Linked DNA regions of Mus musculus: region 1 is linked to region 2. The links are chromatin loops, found by intact Hi-C in ENCODE. Cell type or tissue: left cerebral cortex. All regions are shown on one strand.

Region 1 (5,000 bases), 51 kb before region 2:
TTGCTCATCTATTCAAAGCCTTTCTTGCAAATATTTTAAAATAAAATGACATCATGTTATCCCACACTTAATTCATTGTCCTGAAATATCTGGGTGAAATATCATTGTATGCATGGATGATTAGGAAGGAAAATTACCTGTGGAGGCAGCATAGAGTATTTTAATGAAATAATTCCACTCATTCATTTTGAATGTCTCGATTTCTCTGACAGCAAATCACACTGCTGCAGCAAGCTCTTAGTGTTCTTTTGACAAATATGCCTGCATTATACCATGTAAAGGCACTTTAAAAATGTTTCAGTGTGTAGAAAATCTGTATGATCAGTATAAGTGAAACCAAGCATTATTTAAAGAAATTTACTCCATTTAATTGACAGGACGTATGTGACCTAGGTCAAGACAAGTCTGAAAACTTGGCGTTCCAGAAATATGGGCGCAGAGCTGGAGTTAGCACATATAATCTATAGAAAGAAGCTTTGCCCACAGGGACCATCTCCTGTTATATATCAATGCCCTTGCGTGAAATATCTATATTATTTCAGACGTGAGTGTGAGATTCCAATTTTAAGCACTGCCTCCAGTTATTGATGGTGAAGTTGGTTGTCACTCTACCTGCAATTTAGAAATTATTTTAATGTGAAAGCATGCAAATCATATTAATGAAAACAATGCAAAGAGTAATAATCATATTAAAGTAATTCAAACAAAATATCTAAAAGCCAAGGACCTTGAATAGTAGTAACCTCTCCTTGGTCATTCATCTTTTTGCCCAGAGAAGTTAGGCCAGAATTAACCCTCAGAGGGTCTGAGGGGGGATGCAGAGAAAGCATTTTCTATGCAATTGTGAGGGTCAGAGTTTGTACCCCAGCTCTCATGAAAATCCTCAGTGGGTGTAATGTCAGCTTTTAATTCCAGTGCTCATGAGGGAGATCCTGGGATTCCCAATGCTAGCTGGCTGACTGGACTGTACCTGTTGCCAAGCTCTGGGTGCAGTTGTAAGGCCCCCTGAATGAGGTGGGAGGAGAACACTCAAATAAGGCTAGCGATGTCTTCCTTTGGCATCCACACGTGTGCATATGTGTGTGCATGTGTACATGTGTCATTCTCTCTCTCTCTCTCTCTCTCTCTCTCTCTCCCTCCCTCCCTCCCTCCCTGCCTCCCTCCTTCCCTCCCTCCCTCCCTCCTTCTTATATTTATAATTCTTAGATTTATAGTTCAGGCAACCAAACAAATATCAGTTGTAGTTATCTCCTTTGGATGTGGTGCTGGGGGTTGAACCTGGAGTCTCAAACAACATGCTAGGGAACTGCTCTACCACAGAGCGCATCCCTGCTTGTGGATCCATAGAAAGTCATGACCTGCCATAGTGAAGGTTGATGTCCAAGTTTCTGTCAACAATGGCATTTCTCCTCTGTCTTCTCCTCTCAAAAAATTCCATTTTCCCTTCATTTTGTTTTAATTTTGTTCATCTTCTTTCCCCCTGCATACACTCAAGAAACAGAGGAGCCATGCTGGGGAGCCCCCAATTGTTCTTTATATGCCAAGTTCCAAGAAATGATGGAGACATAGAAATTTCCTAAAATGTGATCACAATTCTCTCTTTTCCTCAATTTCTATTTACCTTTCCCCCTGGAAAATTTTATTCTCATTGATTGTGAAATACATGTGCATGGAATCCCAGAGGACCCCCTGTCTTCTTCAGCGCCGTGGCTGTTGTTTCTGCCTCCTGTGAAGCAGATATGCACACAACTAGACCCTGCTTTCTCCATTTTTGTTCCATTCATTCACCCAATCACTTTTTAAAACCGTTCTTCTGATTGGTGGCTCTTTGGCCTGATGTGTTTAACACCTGTTAATTCTATCTTCAAAGGATTCTCATTATCAGTCCACAGACCCTCTTATGAGAGTTACCAGAGATACAAGCCTTACAAAGTTAAAGCCACTTGTAAACATGAATACTGAGTCCAGACTGCCAGGCTCTGAATAGGATGGAGATGCTGATGTAGGGGCAGTTAGAAAAGGTGACAAATGCAGAGCTAGCTGCTTTTGCTCACCATTTCATCCTTTAAAAACTTATCGACCAGGGTGGTTACAGGAAGCTCGAGGGAGCTAGAGTTTGCTGGTGTCTACTGTGTCCTTGGCACTGAGCTCAGCCGTTTGCACACATTTACCCATGTCACGGCCACATCAGTAACAGCAGGGCTGCTCTGCGGAGCCAGACCCAGGAAAGAAGCTGTCAGCAGAACAGAAGGTGCGGAGGCTGAGGCTCTACCTCCTCATCTGCTCGTGACTTTGCCTGCTTTGATTTCCTACTGAAGGTGTAGGAGCCTGCAGGAGGCAATGTCTCCAGCCACAGTCAGTTTGCAAGGCGCCCTCAGGGCTGGACTAAGTTATAGGCAGAGGGTCCACACTTAGGAAAAGAGGTCCAGAGACAAATGGGCAGTGGGGAACCTCCAACTCTGCCATTTCCAGGTTGTTTGAATAACTTATATTCCCTAAGCCCTTGCTTTCCTCTACAGCAAGACGAGGAAAGAGTTGTTATGAAATTGAATGAGAAAAGTTCTTGACATAAACAGATGCCCAGAAGGCCAGACTTTATGCTGTCCTTACTACTTACCATCTAAAACAACGTTGAATTTTGTCCTGCAGTGTTTGGAGAGAATGTTCGTCTTAATTGCCAAGACTCCTCGGCCTATGGATTGTATTCCAAGGGTCAGCAGCCAAATACTGTAGTTCCCGGATGCTGGTTCCCCTTACAGCGGCTAATTCTATTTTGAAAGGTTACAAAGAGAACCGCAAGGAGTCTTCACAGTGAAAGTCCTCCCTCTCTGGGTGCTCTGTATCAAATGTTTTCAAGGGCATGGCTCCTCTGTTTCTTGAGTGTATGTAGGGGAAAAGGAGATGAACAAAACTAAGACAAAATGAAGAGAAAACGGAATTTGCTGAGAGGAGAGGGCAGGCGAGAAATATCATTGTTGACAGAAACTCAGATATCAACCTTTGCTATGGCAGGTCATGACTTTTTATGCATCCACAAGCACAAGGGTTGTTACTCATTTCAAAAACTGTGCTTCAACCAGGAATGGAAATGTACTGACTGCTAGAGACCACAGGTGAGTACCCTTAACTGGAAACATATATGTATTATGCATTTATTAATTACAATTCTCCATGCAAAAGACAAACATATACACAAAATTAAAATCACTGCATCAGACAATTGATGATCAGTTCCAAGGAATAGACTGACAGCGGAGACCCCCACACTTAGAAGGATAAAAGCCGGGTGTGTAGGACAAGCATAACCCCCCCCCCCCTCCCAGGTCATTACCCATCTTTGCCTTTTGAGACTGGGTCTCTCTTTGGTCTGGCATTCACCGGGGTCCAGGCTGGCTGGTTAGTGATCCTCAGGGACCCATCTGTTTCCAGCTTTCCAGCACTGGGTCATGAGCACATCCCACCACATTCGACCTTTTATTAATGTGGATTCCATGGGAGCTTGGACCCTTGCTTCCAAGGCCACTACTTCACTGACTTAGCTGTCAAGGCAACCCTTGGCTGCTGGTGTTAAACATGCCATTGATTCTGTGAGAACTCATCTGTATGAAAAACAGAAAACAATATAGACAGTATCGCCCGTGTCTATGACTTAAAATTTCTATAAAAGTATGCTAGCGTCAAAATCTTTTATTTCCTGTTAAGAAATGCTCTCTTTGTTTTACAGTTGAGAGGATCCCTGTAACAGCTCTCCATGCAATTAAGTGTTGAGCCAGAAAGGTATCTCAGAAATGAACTCTGACAGCACCGCTTAATAAACTGGGTGTGGGCAGACAAATTAAAGCAGGAAGACTTTATGGTTGTTGATGGAAAGAGGTTGCAATAAAAGCAGGCATGGGGGAAGTAAGCTGTCACTCAGGAAAGAAAAGGAATTCAAAATATCTGTAAAGAATGGGGGGTAAATGCAGATATCTGTACAGTGTGGTGATACATGCAGGCAGACTTCCTCATCCTGTGGAGAAAGTTCCTCCCAGAAACCTCAGGCAAAGCTGAAATAGCCAGGCACTGCCACCGACCATATCAGGCTGGTGAGGACAGATCCGGCATGTTTGGATCACTTACCCATCTCATGGCAGAAGGGAAAACTTTGGAGCAGTAGGGGCAAATAGAACTGAAAGCAAATGCTGCATGCTAGTAAACAGAACACACTGGGGCCAGGAGAATTGTAACCAAGGCATCTCAGAAAGGGGCGTACTACATGCCACCCGGCCCAAGGAGAAAATCGTACACCATTATTATTGGACTCAAAAGTTAGTAAGAACCAAGCTACAGGAGGGAAGAAAGGAAATCCAGTATATCTGTAAGAGTCGCGTATACTTAAGGAGGGTTGTTAGGCAATCCAGCTTATTTATGCTAGTGTCCAAGAGGTTGGCATTATAAATGATTGAACCTTTAATGGCTGATCATTTTAAAACGCTGTCTTTATAATCAGGAGACACATGTGAACATGAACAGTGGCATCTGAGAGCTGTCAGTCATCAGTATGAAGTGACACATGCAGGCTTCAAGTGGGGGAGGGGGAGAGGTTAAGAATACACACTGCATGCTCCTATAAAGTCTCACAGAATTAATGTAAATATATCACAAAGGAGGGGAATGGTAAAAGGAGGAAGAAAGGGATTTACTTAACCGATGTATTTTATTTCATGAATTTTACTTAACTTTCTCTCAGACATTTGCACAGATAAATGAACTGCTTACAAGGTGAATACACACACTCACTTTGTCCCTTAATTCCTCTCTGTCTCTGTCTCTGTCTCTGTCTCTGTCTCTGTCTCTGTCTCTCTCTCTCTCTCTCTCTCTGTTTCTCTCTCTCTCTCTTGCTTACTCAGAACCATACTCAGTCAATAATATGGCTAGGAAACGGGAGGGGGGGATTTTCCTTGCTAAAAATTTTTGTTCTGCAAACTATTTTATCTACTACTAATGACCTCAACCAATTA
Region 2 (5,000 bases):
CTGGGGAGGTGACTCAGTAAGCAAGGGGTTGTTGGCAAACACGAGGACCTGAGTTTTGATCCCCACTCCACACATACAAACAATAACGAAGACAAAAACAAGATTGGCACCTGTGATCCCAGGGATAGGGACCTGGAGACAGATGGACCCCTAGCCAGTCTTGGCAGTCAGTGAACTTCAGGTTCAGGTAGAGAGCCTATCTCCAACCTGTCTCAGAAAGTAAGGTAGAGGAGATAGATGACGAGAGCTGACACAAAGTGCAAACTTCATACATACACATGTGCGTTTAGGCAAGTGGACCTGCACATGTATGCATCACACCTGTACTTCACACATAGAACCACACAGGACCAAAGGCATACAGTCACACAGGACCACACACATACACCCATATAGGCAGGTATACATGTGCACATAAACACGTACACACACTGTACATACAAACCCACTACTAAGGGTCTAGTTTTTTCTCATCAATTTTTCTTAAAATTGATTTCTTTTAAAATTGAGTCTGTTAGGTGCTAATTTGATCTCAGTGGATAAAAAAATGTACAGGCATACATACACATACATATAAACACATATGCATACCTGTACACATATGAACACATACATATATAAAACACAAAGAGAGAACAAAAGGAAGTAAAAACTTTCTGATTGGCACAGAACACTAGATACAAAGGAATTTGTATGGATCATTTGCAGTAATTATAGACAACTGATTTCGTGTTCAAAAATGCAAAAAGCAGTGTACAGGAGAGAAGCAGATTTGTTTTAACTCTAGCCTATTTGGCACTCAGAAAATCACTAGTGCAAGATTATATCATAAAAGTAAATAAAGTTTAGGATTGCCAAATAAATTTTAGGGCTCTATACTGGTAGCTTTGTTCAGAACCAATCAATATTCTCACTATTAAAAAAACAAATGATAGCAAAAATGAATACTAACCACTGAAATGATTACCTATCATTATCAAAGAACTTTACATTTCAATCCTAAGGGTCTTTTTTTTTCAATTATTTTTCTTAAAATTGATTTGTTTTAAAATGGAGTCTGTCAAGTGCTAATTTGATCTCAGTGGATAAAAAAAAACATTTCAATAATTATATGAAAACTGATGAAAGATATTTCAACAATTACATGCTTACCTGGTGTCTGAAGAGTCATGACTTTTGACCTGGGTTGTCCATGTGTTGCTAGATGTGCTGACAGATGAAGGTAGTGCTGAATCAGTACTTGTGGCTAAGGAACACTGGCTTGCACAGTGCCCAAGACCAAGTGCACTGACCGGTCTCTGCCAAGTGAGGCACAGATGCCGACAGTGTTTGCAGAGACCACGATGTCTTCAGAGATGACATGGGAGTCAGAGTGGCTTTCAGATGGTTAAGCAGATGGAACACGACATGGAATTTTATGGAGACACATGAACTTGGACAATCAGACAAGTCCAAGGCCTAGCCTGGGCTCCAGGGCCTAGTCAGAGCTTCAGGGCCTAATCAGCTTTAACACTCCCCTCTGCATGGGATTCCCCTGCATCATAGTCTAGAAAGCTACTTGCTGTTTCCATTGCTTGTTTGGTTTTAAATTGAGAGACAACCACTAGGTTCCACCCTGGTGCTTCCTTTTGCCTTCCTTTCTCTTTTCTTCTCTTCAGTCCTGAAACCAGCTGTGGTTACTCAACAAATCCTGGCTGCTTTCCCACTACTTGTTAACATAGTAGGACTCAACCTCTAGGTTGTGAGCCCTTTGGTGGTCCAATAACTCTTTCGCAGGGTTACCTAAGACCATCAGAAAACACAGATATTTGCATTACAATTCAGAGCAGTAGGAACATTGAAGTCCTGAAGTGACAATGAAAATAATTTTATGGTTGAAGGTCACCCCAGCATGAACAACTGTATTATAGGGTCAGAGTGTTAAGAAGGTTGAGAACCACTGTGTTAACCAAAAGAAGAAACAAAAATGGCTAAAATTTAGAGCAACCAGTTCAAATTGCACTGAAGAGACTGCCTAACCCTCTAGCTCTTAATCCTCACACAACATCTGAAGCAAGAGTGGGAGTGTGAAGTACAACTCCGTGCCTCCGCTCAAGGCTCTGCAGAGAACTTCCCACACTACACCAATGGCAGGGTGTGTGTGCTTCTTTAAAATTTTATTTTCTGTTTTTTACTTACTCACTTTACATCCTGCTCACTGCCCTTCTCCCAGTGATGTCCTTCCACAATCCTTCCCCTGTCCCCTACCCCCATCCTCCATCCCCCATCCCTTATCTGCCTTCCCCCCTACCCTCTCTCCTACTCTGAGCAAATGGAGTCTACTTGGGTATCCCCCCACCCTGGCACTTTTAAGCCTCTGCAACCCTGGGTGATTCCTCTCCCACCGAGGACAGACAAGGCAGCCAACTAGTAGAGCATATCCCATTTACAGCCACCAGCTTTTGGAATAGGCCTTGCTCCAGTTGTTCAGGACCCACATGAAGACCAAGCTGCACATCTGTTACATATGTGTAGAGAGGCCTAGGTCCAGCCCAGGTATGTTCTTTGGTTGGTGGTTCAGACTCTGAGAGCCCCATGGGTCCAGGTTAGTTGACTGTGTTATCCTTTTTGTGAAATCCCTATCCCTTTTGGGGCTACAATCCTTCCTCCTATTTTTTCCATAAGAGCCCCCAAGTTTGTCCATTGTTTGGCTGTGGATGTCTGTATCTGTCTGAGTCAGCTACTGGGTGGAGGACAACCATGCTAGGCTCCTGTTTGCAAGCACAACTGAGTATCATTAAGTGTTAGGGATTGGTACTTGCCCACGGTTTGGGTCTCAGTTCTGTGGGTTATTGGTTGGCCATTTCCCTGTGGTAGATGCTTTTGTCTGTTGACTCATTCCCACCTGCTGAACTACAGATGCTTATTTTCCAGAAAGCCCGTTCACAGCAGCAGCAGCAACACAGCAGCAGCAGCAACAGGAGTGTGATCAACCTGCGATTCAGCTAGCAGCGAGCAGTGAGGAAGTGTCTCACCACCTAGAAAAACTGCTGCCTTCAGCACCAAGGCACTTTTTATAGACATGCCTGAGTTCCTTGTAGACAGACCATAACTCGTGTGTGTGTGTGTGTGTGTGTGTGTGTGTGAGTGTGTGTGTGCTCAGCACATGTGTGAGGGTACATATGGTAGCCATGGTCAATATTGGATGTCCTTCAGTTGTCCTCCACATTAGTTTTTCTGAAGAGGCCTCTTGCTGAACCTACAACTCACTAATTCAGCTAGTATCAGACCAGAAAGCACTATGAACCTTCTGTCTCTACTGTCCCTTATTAGGAGTATATACATATATGACCCTAACTCAATATTTAACAAGGTTACTGGGATTTGAACACAGGATCTGAGGCTCTTTATTCACTGAGCCACCTCCCCAGACCTCATAATTTCTCCTTCACATTCCATTTCTCTGCACATCCCATCATGACGATTTTAATTCAGTTATCTGGGCACATTTATTATCCTACTACTTATTGTCTTGTAGTTTGATGAGTAAGGTTAACATACAATAACCTCAGATTAGCTAAAATGAGAGAGATGATGAGTTCTCTAAGAAGAGCATGGGGGTCAGAGGATGGAGAAATTACTAATGACGGAGTCAGGAGCCCAAGCAGGAGCCCTGATGTTCACTTGTGGACAAGAAAACTAGGTGTGCAGAGACGGCTCTGAGATACCAAGGGCTTGTTACAGTTATCTCTGAGATACCAAGGGCTTGTTACAGTTATGTATTATCTACATACTAGGAAGCATGTGTGCCTAAAGAGATTCTGGGAGGGAAAAATAAACTCAGATCTTCGCTATAGCTGTTCAGACAGTATTTACCATTTCTACACAGATTTTTGTATGAAGAACATACAAGACACACAAAGGACATTTTCATCTTTAAATATCTTTTGTAATCTTTAAATGGTGTCACAACATTTCAGTGCGACTTATTTTTATCATTATGAGTCTATGAAAGGATTATTGGTATAGAATTCGTTACCTCCATGTAGCTTAATCTAAGAGGAGAGGGGAATTAACCTGTGCATTCAGACGGGGATTCAGAGGCAAGGTTTCCTAATTTCCAGCAGCCTCCTGGATGGTGAGAGGAAGGCAGCATAGCATTCCAAAGCCAGCAGAAATCGGCAAGCTCCCACATCTCAAATATTGGCAGAAAACATTTGGCTATGCTCTGAAAATTAATTATTTTATTCATCAAACCATGTTATATTCCTGATCACTTGGAATTCAGAAATGCCCGCTATTTATCTTTCACAATAGCATGCTGGCTTTTAGGGTGTGTTTGCTAGTTGTCATACGGGGAGCTAAAACTTAATAAAGCTAAAAGGTTGTCACTAAATGACTTATCCTGGGACTCAAGAGATGATATACGGTGGGTGATGTCTTCCATCAGGGGTACGTGCAGCTAGACAAAATTCTTAGTTTGGGTTTCTTGGGATTTCAGCCAGTAAGTTTTACTTTTGAAAAGCCATACATTTGATGAACAGGAAGTCTGTCCTACCTAACATCCATTGGTCCCCTTGGGTGGCTGTCGTTGATTCTACGGACACACAGATGGGTTTTAGCTCACCAGGCTTTCACTGACTTCTACATGGAGTGAAGGATTCATAATGCAGGAGGGGAACCAGAGGGGAATTATCAACTTCCAGAATGTTTCAAATTCTAAAAGCTTTAAATGTAATTCACATACCTCACCCAGAGGCTACTGTTGGTCATGGTTTCCGTCATCATGTATATGAGCACTTCACACATACACACACGACTATATCGTTCATCTTCTCAATGCACACACAATGGATCTCTTATACATATTTCATGATAAACCTGGTGCTGCAGGCTTGAATGTCTTATCCAGCTCACCCATGAACTCCTAAGAAAACCCAGGATTAGAGCAATGGTGTCTTCTTAAGTCTGAAGTTCGTTCATAGCTGCTTCCCTGCACCACAGGGTGAGGACCAACATCC

The links. Hi-C counts contacts between places; a loop is a spot of excess contacts. Peaks named below come from ENCODE experiments on the same cell type or tissue, not always from the same donor. Only the 100,000 strongest peaks of a DNase experiment are listed, where the experiment ranks them.
Region 1: it touches region 2 in a loop (7-fold over the local background); 2 of 42 quality-filtered maps call a loop at or near these places.

What each region holds. Positions count from the first base shown.
Region 1 is chr8:9,704,872-9,709,871 of GRCm38, reverse strand. The region is part of intron 1 of Fam155a (family with sequence similarity 155, member A); the gene reads left to right. Among named protein-coding and RNA genes, the nearest start is that of Fam155a, 64 kb to the left of the region's middle. In left cerebral cortex, a CTCF peak has its summit at 2,356; a DNase peak (open chromatin) is centred at 2,242; H3K27ac peaks cover 693 bases.
Region 2 is chr8:9,654,184-9,659,183 of GRCm38, reverse strand. The region is part of intron 1 of Fam155a (family with sequence similarity 155, member A); the gene reads left to right. Among named protein-coding and RNA genes, the nearest start is that of Fam155a, 110 kb to the left of the region's middle. In left cerebral cortex, no CTCF peak of the experiment used is centred here; DNase peaks (open chromatin) are centred at 2,084 and 2,987.